Linked DNA regions of Mus musculus: all the other regions are linked to region 3. The links are chromatin contacts, found by Hi-C or POLR2A ChIA-PET in ENCODE. All regions are on one chromosome and are shown on one strand. The core of a region is the stretch at or near the end of the contact, and the rest is flanking DNA. Distances in the headings are between cores, read along the strand shown.

Region 1 (4,116 bases), core at 934-3,433, 110 kb after region 3:
CCTTCTAACTTGAGTGCAAAACTATCAAGCGTGTGGCTTTGTGTGGCTTCAAAGAGTTAACCCATTTCCTCTAAAAGCAGGAAACTCACGCCTCTCCTTGCCGGTAACAAATAAATAAGTAAACAGGAAGCACGGGCCGTGCGCAGCAGCACAGCATTCCGACTGTTTAAACTCCTGTGCCCCAGGCAAGTGCGGGCTAGTCCAGTACAGCCAGCCACGAACCCGTTTGCGCATTCACCACCTGTGATAATTACTATTTTGACACTTAATGAGTAATAGCTTTGCTAGGCAGGCCTTGTAGGGAATGTGGAGACAGAGATGCGGGCCCTGCCCGCGAGCCACGTGGTATAAGTGCCAGGATGAAGCAATTCAAAGCAGGATGGAAAAAAAATGCGGTCCACTGCTGATGTTGATGGCGAATGAGTATTGGCGTTTCCTTAGCGGTACTGATTTCCTTAGCTTTTTCATTAGCTCCCACTTCATCTACTACCAAGGAGAGAGACTTGAGATTGATGAGGTCATAGCAGAGATCTGGGAAGTGCTTCGTGGGCTGTGGCGAAGAGTCTTCATTCCTGGGTGTGCTTCCTGGATGTTACGTGCGTCATGCAGACAGTCTAAGGAGGCAAAGTCAGGGCCGTACATCCCGGGGTGCTACCATACAAGTCGTCTACATTTTTTTTGGTTTCAGAAAGTAAGGCATTTGAATTCGTCAAGAATAGATTGTGTTTCTTCTCTCCTTATTATAGATAGATAACCCAAGTGGCGGGTTATGCTTGTGTATAGCATATGTATAGATTCAAGTGAACACATGTGTGTAAACATGTTTGTAATTTTTAGGCATGTTGCATGCCTTATATTACTAATTTTATTAGTCCCCATAACAGCTTTCAAGCTATTATATTTATGCAGTGTGAGCATGCATGCATATATGTCTGTCTGTCTACGTACACGTGCCACAGCATGCAGGAGAAATCAGAAGACAGCTTTTAGGGACCTCGAGAGTTAGTTCTGTCCTTGTACTGTGTGGATCCTGGAGCTGGAACCTAGGTCTTCAGACTTGGCAGCGAGCATCTTTCCTAGGTGAGCCATCCAGTTGGCCCATAGCAGCCTTACTGTGTTATGCGCTAAATGATTTCTCCAAGAGCTTAAGAGTGGACAGAGCAAGGAAGCAAGATGAGGGGAGAGTGGCTTCCAAATGACAGAAATGTCCCCGGCTCTGACAGGTGCCAGCCCCACCTCCTCATGCATCCGCTGTAATATCGCCTGCAGAGCAGAGGAAGCCTAGCATTGGATATCCTGATGTGTAGGGTAGGGTGGGATTCTAGAAACAGTGCCGCATGTGGCAATCTGGCCGTGCCCAGTCAAGACAATCTTGTACAAACAAAAGACCCCAGATACTAGAGAGTGCTTAGAGTCTCACTGTGCACTCCACAGGGTTGGAGGACACCTGAGACCATATGCAGGCATATCTGATCCTATGCTACCTTGTCTCTGTGTTCAGTATGTTGGGCAGACATCTCCTCTTGTGCTGTGACAGCCACCTTGCTTGTCAACCCTTTGCTCCAGACGCTGGCACCAGTTGCCATACCTCCCACTTGGTATTTAACTGGCAAAACAGGTGAGATCGGATGAGACAGGCTTAGGTACAGAAGGCACAGATGACTGTGGCCCAAGTGGTGTCACCTGTGTAGGACAGGTGGACCTCATAGCCCCCCCATGAGTGATTTGGGGATGATCAGACACTAACGTTCCCTTAGTGAAGGGCAGTGCCAAGCAAGAATGGGCCATGGGAAGTTACTTTAGGGAGGAGAGTTTGGGTGTGTACAAAACAGTCCAGATTTGGCGCTTCAGTGTCCCTGCTTGTGACCAAAGCTGGAAGGAAGACAGTCGGGAGTGCATGCCTGGCCCTGAGATGTGGTCATGTTCCGAGGCTTCCGTACAGTGAGGCCAATTTTATCGCTGCCCCCCCCCCCCCCCCACCAATCCCAGATACTTTGCAGTGGAGCTTAGTTTAGGGACCAGCTGGCAGGGGCCCTCTGCATGCCTCCCGCCATGCCCAGCTGGGAGGCGGGCCTGCTTTCCTTCTGCATCTGTGCGTGTGGCCATTTTAATTTTTCCCTGGACAGCCTTTGCCTGGGATACTGCTTGCCGCCTGCCATGGTTGCTAGGAAACCGGCAGAGGCCCGTCTTCTCCTCGGTCAGGACAAGGCCCCAGCCAAGCATCCCAGAGCCTGAGCCAGCACGGATCCTGCTGAGAGCTGGCCACATGTGCTAACCCTCTTTTGCTCTCTGTCAGAGTCCCTTCTTCCCAGACCCCAAGACTCCTTGCTTCATATCCAGCAGCCACGTCTGGTAGCTGTCTCTCTGCGCCTCTCCTGTTAGCTTTGAGATTCTGTTGGATAGGACTGAGGATGGCCTGGAAGCCACATGAAGATGACATTCCCTCAGGTCCTTCCATTACCCTGCTTAGACCACACTTGGACAAACCAGCCCCCCTCTGGGTTCTCCACCTCTCCGGGTGACCCACAACACTTCTTCTTGTAGCTTCACGCCCTTCCTGCTTCCGAGCAAGACTCTATACCCATTGGAGGAAAGGGAAAAAACGGGTGTGTTTGTTTGTTTGCTTGTTTGTTTGTTTGCTTGTTTGTTTGTTTTTTAAGCCCTGGGGTCCATGAAGAAGTAATAATGGCTGCCTTGCTGCTCCAGTTACCTGCAGCTTGTCTCAGAATAATGCAGGCAGAGCAGGAGAATGGGGGACAGGGGCAGGAGTGGGGACTGCCCGTTAGAAGTAGAATTTGAATCAGAAGCCAGAGAACACTCGGAGCATGCCTGTGTGTTCTGCAAGGATGCCCAGTTCTGGCCAGGGGTTGGGCGGGGCCCTTGGTTGCTTTGCTTCCCCGTGCAGACCTCAGTTGTCTTCTGCTCGAGGAAGCCACTTAAGTCACTTGCACAGCTTTCCCCTTCAATGTTTATTTCAAGTCGATCATACTCTTAAATCGTAAAGACTTCCAGGGGCTCTGAGCCCTGTTGGTGTTGGTGGCCGGCCATGAGGATTACTTATCCCCCCCCCCCCCCCCCGGCTCACCCGCTGGGATGTCTGTCAGAATATGAAGTGCAGGTAAAGTGCAGTGGGCGTGTTATCTTCTGGACATTGATATCTATGGCTGTTCTTACAACATTGGTTATGTCAGGTAGTTAGTTTTTTAGCAAACTATTCTGTTGTACTAGTTAAAACAATTACGGCATGCCCTTGCTGCAGCTCGCTGGGCAGCTGTGGAAAAAGTATTGATGCATATGTATGTCTTAGTGGGAAAGACAGTCCCTGTGTAGTAGGAAAACACTGCCTGTATTGATTACTGCATTTATGCAATGCTGTGGCGTAGTATAGGTTGGACATCCCGAGACAGAGATTGGTAGGAACTGTTTCGTCTTAGTGGTGTAGAATTCGGTGGTGATTTGTAATTTCATAGTGCCTTTAAGGGACAACAAGCAGGGGCTGGTCTTTTAAGTTTGAGGACCTGAGTTCGGGCCTAAGACCCACATATGCTGGTTGTGGTAGTGTACAACACACACTTGTTGTCTAGGCCCAGGGAGACAGAGACAGGAGGGTCTGTCAGGCTCCCTGCCGGACTGGCCTAATTGCCAATCTCTAGGCCAGAGAGGCTGTGATTCAAAGGAGGTTGGTAGTGTCGCAGAGAATAATGACAGGTGTGTGCTCTGACCTCCACATGTAGGTGTCTGCACGCCTTTACACACACACACACACACACACACACTCACACACACATACACACTCATACTCACACACACACTCACACATGCAGGCAGGCACTCACAGTTCTTAAAAAGCAGATATATCCTTTTGGGCGTCAGAAGCAACTGGGGAACCGTTTTAAAGGGCAGGTTGCAGTTCCCATCTTGAGATTGTTCCCTGAGCACAGGTTGGAAAGACAGATTACGTTTTTAGTAGGCATTCCCAGCATCTACCAGATGAAGGTCATTTAGGAAATACGGAACCCCGTGAAGGAATGGCCCACTGAACAGCAGCAGCCTTTGGGTTCCTCTGCATAGTTCTGCAGTTGACTCCTAGGGCACATCTAATCATAGGAAAGCTTT
Region 2 (3,995 bases), core at 198-2,697, 100 kb before region 3:
TTTTTTTTTTTTTTTTTTTTTTTTTTTTTTTTTTAAGAGCTGGTGTCTGGGAGATGCCCATTATCTGTAAGACAAATGCCCTTTATGCAGACCTCTGAAGCCTGAAGATCATGTACCCCTAACAGTGCATTGTTTTGCCTTTGGATGGTGTTTGGGATTGCTTGTAAGGATATATATTTCAACTGGGAAAATAAAAACCTTTATTTTTAGGCTGAAATTGTGTTCACACTACTTCGTGTCCATGATTTTAGCATTTGTCCTTCATTTTTCACCCATCGTTAGTCTAATGAGGGTTTTCTGAAGGTTAAACCTCTGACTTAGTTCTTGTTCCCCAGAATATATTTTTATTTACCAAAATCTCATATCACCATGGTAACTATCAAGAGTCCTTTAAAATGCACGCTGCTTTTTTTTTTTTTCTTGGTACCAATCTACTGCACAATCTACAGGCAACAGACATTGCAAAACAAAAAAAGTCACCCAGCCCCCATGGCTCTCAGGTCTTCCCATTCTGATGCATCTCCAGGAGGAGGGAACAAAAAAAAAAAACCTACAAAGATAATAAACTCCTGTACTACAAGACAGGGACAGGGCGTGCATGTCCCAAGCCTCGAGCTCTCAGTGCTGTGCGAGAGAAGAGGAAATGCTGAAAAGCGGAACAGGAAACAGATGGGGGGACACGATCTCTCGAACCCCCCAAAAGTTCCAAGAAACCTCAGACTAGCCTGGTTGCTGGAAGGTTAGGACAAAATAGTAACAAAGAGAAGCCACCTGAAGCAGGCACCAGGAGAGGTCACAGCAAAGGGGAGCTGTGTAGCTGGCAGCTCAGTAGCAGGCGGGGAAGGAGAAAGTTAAACCATGCCTGCATCCATTGAGACCAGCGTGGTGGAGAAGGTCGACATCGTCGTTGCAAAGCTTGCCCCATGCCCTCGCCTCACTCTGGCTGCATAGCCAGCTCTTCAGCCATATGTGTCTGGAGACACTATTTCCTTTGGCTAAATGAAGAGCTTCTACGGCCCTTTCTTTACTGGGAATTGAGCTTTCAAAGGGGACGAAAAGAAATGCACTTGGTCTGCATCATCGTGAGCCTTAAGGGGTTCCTGTAAAGGTAAGAAATGGATTGTCCGAGTCCATGTGCTGGGGCCATTTTCAATGACTCAAGCGGAGATACATCAAAGAATCTAAACGACTTCATTAAAATTCACTCTGTCATGCAATGATTTGTCCATGAAAAGAAAATGATTCTCATGCCCGAGACCCGTCCTCTAGGAAGAACTTTCCAGGCAGGAACAAACATGCTGGGGTGGAATATTTCATCTCTTTACAGGTTGTGCAAGTCCGGGGTGGAATTGTTCCTTCCCCGCTAGAGAGCTGGGCCAGTTTCCTGAGATGCTCCAAGAGGCCTCCCCTCTCCAAGTGAGATGGCAGAGTTCTCTCCCCAAATCCCGGACACCCCTCCCCCTCCCCAGCAACTGCATTTCACTTGTGACCTCGCCCAGCCTGTGGTCAGGAAAGAGCCTTTGAACACATCTCCAAAGTTGCTATGATTAGAAGGGCTTTGATTAGCCAGCTCAGCTGGTCCCTCCTTGCTGTTACTCTTCGCCCTTCCCCCACCCCCTTCCCATGACTCCTTTCTCCATCCCATAATCCAGGCAGTCCAGGCAGTTCAGAGTTTTGGTTGTTTTTTTCTTAAGCAACTCTCTCTCTCTCTCTCTCTCTCTCTCTCTCTCTCTCTCTCTCTCTCTCTCTCTCTCTCTCTCTCTCTTTCCAATTGCTTCCTAAATCTCAAAACACAGTTAACACTAATCCCGATTTGTTTAGGGTTTATCTACATTATTAATTCCAATCATGTGAAAAAGAAAAAGGGGGAAAAAAAAGTGTGAGGCCCTGGTTTGTGTACAAAGTTTGGGTGTCTGTGAAAGGAGCCAGCTATCCCTGGGAAACATATTTTCTTTAGATATCTTTTTAATCCAAACAACTTTCTTTTCTAGTCTGAAAATATTCCTTGTGATGGGACCTGTCCTGAACCATTTCATTTATTATTATCGCCTCCCCCCCCACACACACACACCCCAGTTGATATCTTTTGAAGCTGCTGCCTGCATTAATCTGGACTTAATATGGATTTAAACATTTACAATGGAAAATAATTTTGGTTAAAAAATAATCTCTCTCCATAAAGCTAGAGGACCCGCGCCCTGCCCCTCATGCAACTGTCACCATCTCTGACAGCTTGGGATGGAATGAGATTCTTGAATATGCATGTTGAAGAGAATGCAAACCAAGGCTCACAGGGTACATGTAATATTTTATATTTGGCAGCTGTTATGACTGGCTGGAGTTGACTGATACCCAGGGTCCTGACTTGTTGTTTGAATGAATTCATCATTTTTCAGGACACAGGAGCAGTTATTTGGTACCCAGGATATACTAAAAATATCTTCAGTTGGACTTGATGGAAGCTGTCTTTCAAGGAGAGATGGCTGCATTCAGCTGTCATACAGGATATTTTCAGTAACTCAGGGCTTGGGGAGGCTGTGGTTCTAACCCTTCTCAGCTCGCCACCCCACCCCTCTTCCCTGTTTGTATTCTTCACTCTCTCTGGCACAATGGAAATACCACATGTCATTGGGTGACCTCAGGCAAGGCCAGTGTTAGCAAGTAGAGTGGAGCTTGTCTAGGTTGGACCCTATTCATGGGAATTTGGAGAATTTAGATGAGAGCTAGAGGTATAGTTTTTCAGCTCCACATATAGAACTCACCACATGTTTTCTCAAAGTCTGTAGAGTAGAACTGAGCTGACTCTACTTTGTGCACTTTAGTGGGAGGAAATCTGTGGTTTGATTGTAGCTATTCCCTCCATTCTTATATCCATGCAGACATCACTAATCAATTGCAGACACCCATTGTCACTAACCAGGCAGCAGCTTCTGTTTCCTAATATTAGGTTCCAAGGATCCCAGATTTCCTCAAAGCATTCTTCCAACTTGACTCTGACAGGTTCAGCTAGGAAGTCTTTCCTCAATCTACTAGACATTCTCTATATTTGACTCCTCCATTCAAATTGCTATCCTCTTTCAAGGCCCCCTTTAAAATATCTGACCTACTTAACAAGGCTTCTCAATCACTTCTTGTTGCTGCTGTGTTTTTTTATTTTAAGATTTATTTGTTCTTATGTGTCTGAGTGTTTTGTTGTATGTCTATATGTGTACAAGGTATGTGCAGTGTCTGCAGTTTCCAGAAGAGGACATTGGATGCCTGGAACAGAAGTTATAGACAGACGGTTGTAAACTGTCATGTGGGTGCTGGGAACTGAACCCAGGCCCTCTAGAAAAGCACTTTTAACTGCTGAGCCATCTCCCTAGCCCCTGGTATTATTATAGGTTTATCTTCATACTATTTGACTCTTTCCAAGGTAACATAATTCATTGCAGAAATTTTATAAACTATAGTATGCAGGAAAGTAGAAAAATTAACTTATTAGTAATGTATACTGATATATAAATGTCCAAACAAAATATATAAATATTTCTTGTTTTTATTGTAAAATATTTAAGTACAAGGGCTCCAGATATAGCTCAGAGATAGAGCACTTAATTGGCTACATCAAATCCATATATATAGTCATTTGTTATTAAAATATATTATATATATAGTCATTTGTTATTAAAATATATTATATATAGTCATTTGTTATTAAAATATATAGATATGATTACATCCAAAGTGAGTGGATTTATACTATATGGTATGTAAGGTACACCTTAATAAAAAGATTGTTTGTCATCAGACATATTGATGCAAATCTTTAATCCAGGCACTAGAAAGGCAGATCTCTATGACTTTGAGGCCAACCTGATATACCTGGAGAATTCATAGTGAGGCACTGTCTCAAAAGGACAAAAACAAAATTGCTCTATACATTGTAGAGCATACAGAATTTGCATTCCAGCTTCATATGTATTTATAAATAAAAATATAGGTCTCATATTTTA
Region 3 (4,449 bases), core at 1,636-4,135:
TGAGCTCAGGCCATAGAGCAAAATTCAGTTCTGAATGTATTTATTGGCAGGGAGAAGGAGGGCATGTCTGTGTATGTCTGTGCCCCCCACCCCATCCGAGGTTTTAGCCTCCAGAGGATTTAAGCACAAAGTTTTAAAATCAGTATAATAAAACCAGAATGATCTGGAAGAATGACATACATCTACCTAGCCCCAGTGGTGCTCTGAAGAGGGGCTGGCATGCTGACATCCTCTGGATCTTCACTCAGGGATCATACTTTTAGCTTTTGGGACTTGAGAAGACACAGCACTGGGGGTGGGGGTGGGGGAGCGAGTCTGGGGGTGGGGAAGCAGGTTTGGCTGGGTTGGAGAGGTGTCATTTATCAGCCAGCTAAGCGTTCAAGCGTTCGTGGGCAGACCTCTGGCTCGGAGAATGGGTAAGGGGAGGAGAAGAGAAGGGGCTAGCATTCCCTGGTTTATTTTTAAATATTTATCCTTTGGCTGTCAGTGAGGCTTTCTAGCCGAGCGAGCGAGCGAGCGAGTGAGGGAGCTGAGGCCAGGGAAGGAAAGGGCGGTGAGAAACCCGTGAAGGGGCCTGCCTTTTCTGGCGGTGGCTCTATTTTGTCCTTGCGTCCTGGGTGCTGCCCCAGAATATCAGGCTGTCAGTGCTGGGCAGGCCTGGGTTTAACATCAGACAGCTGCCCTGTCCTGAGTCTGGGGACAGAATTGGCAACGTGGATTTCGGAGAAATTGACGGTTTCATTATGTGAGCGTGGGCCTTGTGAATTCCCTCTTGTTTTGGTTGGATGGAAATGAGTTACCCCCGAGGCAGGAGCACCCCAGCTTTTTTTTTTTTTCACAGTCCATCCTGTTCACGACGGTCTCCAGGCTGTAGGTTACCTGCCTGTGGCTCTCCAAGTTAAATTTTTGTCTAAACAAAGACAGGCTTGAGTAGGCCTCGTCATGCATGTAGTTATTGCAGGGTTGAGATAAAGAAAGGGGATCAGGGTCATTCTTTTTTCTGCTTGTCAGGCTTCTGAGGTGTAGAAGGCCTGACCCAGGGCCTGGGACAGAGGCAGGATCAAGGCAGAGGCCCTCTACTGCCACCCCCTCCTCAGGATCTCTCATTACTTTAGATCCTGTCTTGTGGGGTGTTTTTTTTTCCCTTTCTAGCTTTCATTTTGTCAAAATGTGTATCCCATGCCCCCACCTATACTCACCTCCTTACAAGATTCTGAGGCTGTCCCGTGAATAAAACTCATGAGGAAGCTGCAAAATTCAGTTTTCCAGGAGTGGAAAGCAGTTTCCTGTTGGCTTTGCATCTTCAGCCTGTAGCTTCCAGGTGAGGGCTGAGGGTCTGGAATCTCTGTTTTCCCAAAGAGATTTCTGGAGGGGGGGGTCATCTTCTGAGAGGAGATTCTCCCCCCCCCCACCTTGCCTATCTCCTCGTCTTTATGCATTATTCATTGCCACTTTTTCAATTAAATTATTAATTGGTTTTCTTTAAGGTGTTCCTGACTCGTGTGGCTAACATAAATAACAGTGTGTTTTGAAAACACCACCTGTTCTTGAGCCCGAGGTCAGGCAGCCTGAAGCAGGTCTATGGAGGCCATACTCTGGCTCAAAAACCCATCCTCCCCCAACCCCCCCAGACCTGCTCTCCCCCTTCCCCAAGTTTGACTAAATTTGGCCTCTGCCCTCCTTTGTCCCTAATCAGACATGATTCCCCAGAGGCAGCTCTTTTCTCCCAAGGTCCTAGCTTGGGGTGGGGGAAGGGAGACGGCGATTGCAATCTTTTTTTTTTTTCTTGTGCTAAAATATAGACAGGGTAACAGACTGCGCCCAACAGGTTAGGTATTTACATCGATTTGAAACCGAATTCTATTGTACCAAAATGCTTCCTACATTGGGGCCCTGTAGTTTTCACCAAGCAAGCCTCCCCCTTTCCTCCCTGTTAGTGTGTGTTTAATGCAAATACGATTCCATACATTCTGCTCTTCGCCGGGTGAGCTTATTATATTTCTAACACTTGCATGGTTCATTATTGTGCAGTAGGAAAAGACTCGCGGCTGCCGGGGGCAGCCTGGGTGGCTGGTTTTCAGAAAGAGAAAAAGCAGGTGTCTTTCTATGCTGGGAATGAAGACTAGATTTAGGAGGAGGGTGGAATTCTGTCTGAGAGGACTGGAGCCTTCCGGTGAGATTTCAAGGGGGCCTGCCTTTGCATAACAGAACGCCAAAGGTGAACCTTGGGAGACCTAGAAGTGCCCAGCTGTCGCTGTGACCAGCCGAGGTAGCCCCGTTGGGTTTGATCCTGGTGGTAGAATCGTCTTGAGCCGGGCCACCTTTCTTGCCCTGTCTGAAATGCTCTGTGGCTCCTAAGGGCAGTCTCCTGATCCTGACAGCGGGTGGTTCCAGGCTGCTTGGCCTTTTCTAGTCGTTTCTTGCTCTCCTCTTCTCCCCCTCTCCTTAGAAACTGTCCTTAAACTCTCAATGGAGAGTGAGTGAGTAGGGGATGTTTTCGTAAGTTTCTGCAGCTGAAAAACAGAAGTGCTCTGTGAAGCAGTTAATAGGATGGGTGTGTGTTTCAAATAAATTCCTGTCCACATTGGCTAAAGTCCCCATGTTAGAGTGGCCTGGCTCTGACGTGGACAGGGCCCAGAGACTGATGGATCAGGGTTCGGAGGCCCCGACTGCTTGTTCTTCTCTTTTGGGGGAGAGACTGGGGGTGGCCGAAGGCGCGTCCGTTTCTTCCAGGCCGGCCTTTGACTTTTGATGAGCGGTGCGGTCAGTGCCTCGCGGGGACGCGGCTTTGTTCCTGCCGGGCCGGTTCCTGGGTTGGTGCAGGCCAGGGCAGCCAAGGCTCCTGTCCCCAGGCGAGTGCGGCCCAGGCCGCCTCCAAGGCTGGTGCTGGGAGCCCGGGCCCGGCAGCTCCGGCCCTGCTCCTGTGTGTTTGTGCGTCTATGTCCCCAGGTCCCCGCAGGCGCGCGGGCGCGGCCACCGCGAGCAGCCCGGCCTGCGCCCAGCGCGACTGTAGATGTCAGGCTTTGCCCGGGGAGCCGAGAGGCTGCGGGGCTGTGAGTTTCAAATTAACCTTCCGCTTTGTTGCTGTGTAATGTGGATCCCCGAAGGCCCCCCGCCCCGCCCGCCCCCCTTCCTCGGGCGGTGCGCGCTGCAAACTGCGAGTTGAGCTTCATTTACATAAAGCGATTCCGGGCGGGCGGGCGGGCGAGCGGGCGGCGCAGGAGGAGGAGAGAGGCGGGCAGGCCGGGACGGGGACCGGGACGCAGCGCCGCGCCCCGTGGGTGAATCCCCGCCGCGCCTGGGGGACCTCCCTCCCCGGGGCAGCCCGCAGATCGCCAGCCCCGGGCCGCCACCATGCGCGCCCCGCCCCTGCCGCCAGGCCCCTCGCTCCTAGCCTGCGCCACCGCCGAGCCCGGGGGGCAGCGGGAGGTGGGGAGAATGCCGCCTGGGGTGGGTAAGTTCGGGGCTCCGCTGCCACTGGAATCTCCCGTTGTCGCGCTGCCCGGCGTGGTGGCCCCCGGACCTCCGAGTGCCTCCTTCCTCCTGAGGTGTACGGAGGCTTTGTGTGCCAGGTGAGTGCAGCCTCCCTCCCCCGCCGCGCCGCTCGCAGCCGGCCTAGCGCTGGAGGCAGGTGCTGCGAGTGAGTCTTGGCTGAACTTCCCATTCTCTTGGGGCGTGTGGGGGAAGGGCAGGCTTGGATGCACTTGAACTCCTAGACTCCAGGAGGAACCTACCTGGGGAGAGAGTGGCTTAGAGTCTGCTGGGCACCAGAGTACGTTCTTCCTCCTATCTCCTCTTGCTTTTCCTTCCCGACCTCCTCCTCCTCCTCCTCCTCCTGCTTTTGGGTTAGTTCCTACCTTGTTAATACTTGGGGGTACTGGTGCCATTGAGAACTTTGGATTCTTTGGTCTAAAACACACCTTCAGCTGCCGGGGGGGGGGGCGGTTATGAAGGAAAGAGAGAGAGAGAGTGAGAGTGTGTTAGAAGTCGCTGGTCAGTTTGCAGCAATGTGAAGAATGTGCCTGTTTGGGGAGTAATTAAAGAGAGAATCAGGGCAGAGCTGGCGGGACCTATGGAGATCATCTTGGCCTGGCTGCTCTCTAATTTCGGTTTGTTCTTCTGCCAGAACCGGTACAGCATTTATTTTGGGGGGCGGGAAGTACGAAGGAAAGGTAAGATTTTTTTTTTAAACTCCATTTAAAGAGGAGAGATATCCAAGTTAGGGTAGCAACAAGAAAAATAACAACAAAAAAACCAAAAACAAAACCAAAACAAAATCCAACTCAAAGTCATTTTGTAGGCTTAGAGAGAAACAAGCTTTCTGGATAACAGCCTTTTCTGTCCTGTGCGTACCTATGTAATGATGATGGTGATGGGAAATCTTACCCTCAGGGGAGAGCCCACAGCCCACATGGCACACTCAAAGGGAGTTTCAGCAGCCAGCCTTAG

The links. A loop is a pair of places that touch in the nucleus more often than their neighbours do. ChIA-PET counts read pairs that join two places held with the same protein, here RNA polymerase II (POLR2A).
Region 1: a map of mouse trophoblast stem cell shows a loop between it and region 3 (2.4-fold over the local background). The contact joins the enhancer-like site here to the promoter of Zfhx3 in region 3. A Hi-C loop is called at or near these places in 1 of 37 maps with a recorded cell type or tissue (mouse trophoblast stem cell). POLR2A ChIA-PET finds 5 or more read pairs at or near these places in 1 of 5 experiments (Patski).
Region 2: a map of heart shows a loop between it and region 3 (2.0-fold over the local background). The contact joins the enhancer-like site here to the promoter of Zfhx3 in region 3. A Hi-C loop is called at or near these places in 1 of 37 maps with a recorded cell type or tissue (heart). POLR2A ChIA-PET finds 5 or more read pairs at or near these places in 2 of 5 experiments (both embryonic stem cell).

Annotation. Positions count from the first base shown.
Region 1 is chr8:108,827,453-108,831,568 of GRCm38, forward strand. All of the region lies in intron 3 of Zfhx3 (zinc finger homeobox 3), which reads left to right. Among named protein-coding and RNA genes, the nearest start is that of Mir3108, 110 kb to the right of the region's middle. Within about 2 kb of position 2,184, at least 1 of the 3 ENCODE cell types and tissues checked has a DNase peak (open chromatin) inside an H3K27ac peak, as active enhancers do.
Region 2 is chr8:108,611,509-108,615,503 of GRCm38, forward strand. It overlaps a transcript of Zfhx3 not described here. Among named protein-coding and RNA genes, the nearest start is that of Lncbate1, 29 kb to the left of the region's middle. Within about 2 kb of position 1,448, at least 1 of the 3 ENCODE cell types and tissues checked has a DNase peak (open chromatin) inside an H3K27ac peak, as active enhancers do; it is heart, where a contact is called at or near this core.
Region 3 is chr8:108,711,759-108,716,207 of GRCm38, forward strand. Zfhx3 (zinc finger homeobox 3) reads left to right here and starts at 2,886. Exons shown (of 10, transcript NM_007496.2): 1 at 2,886-3,572.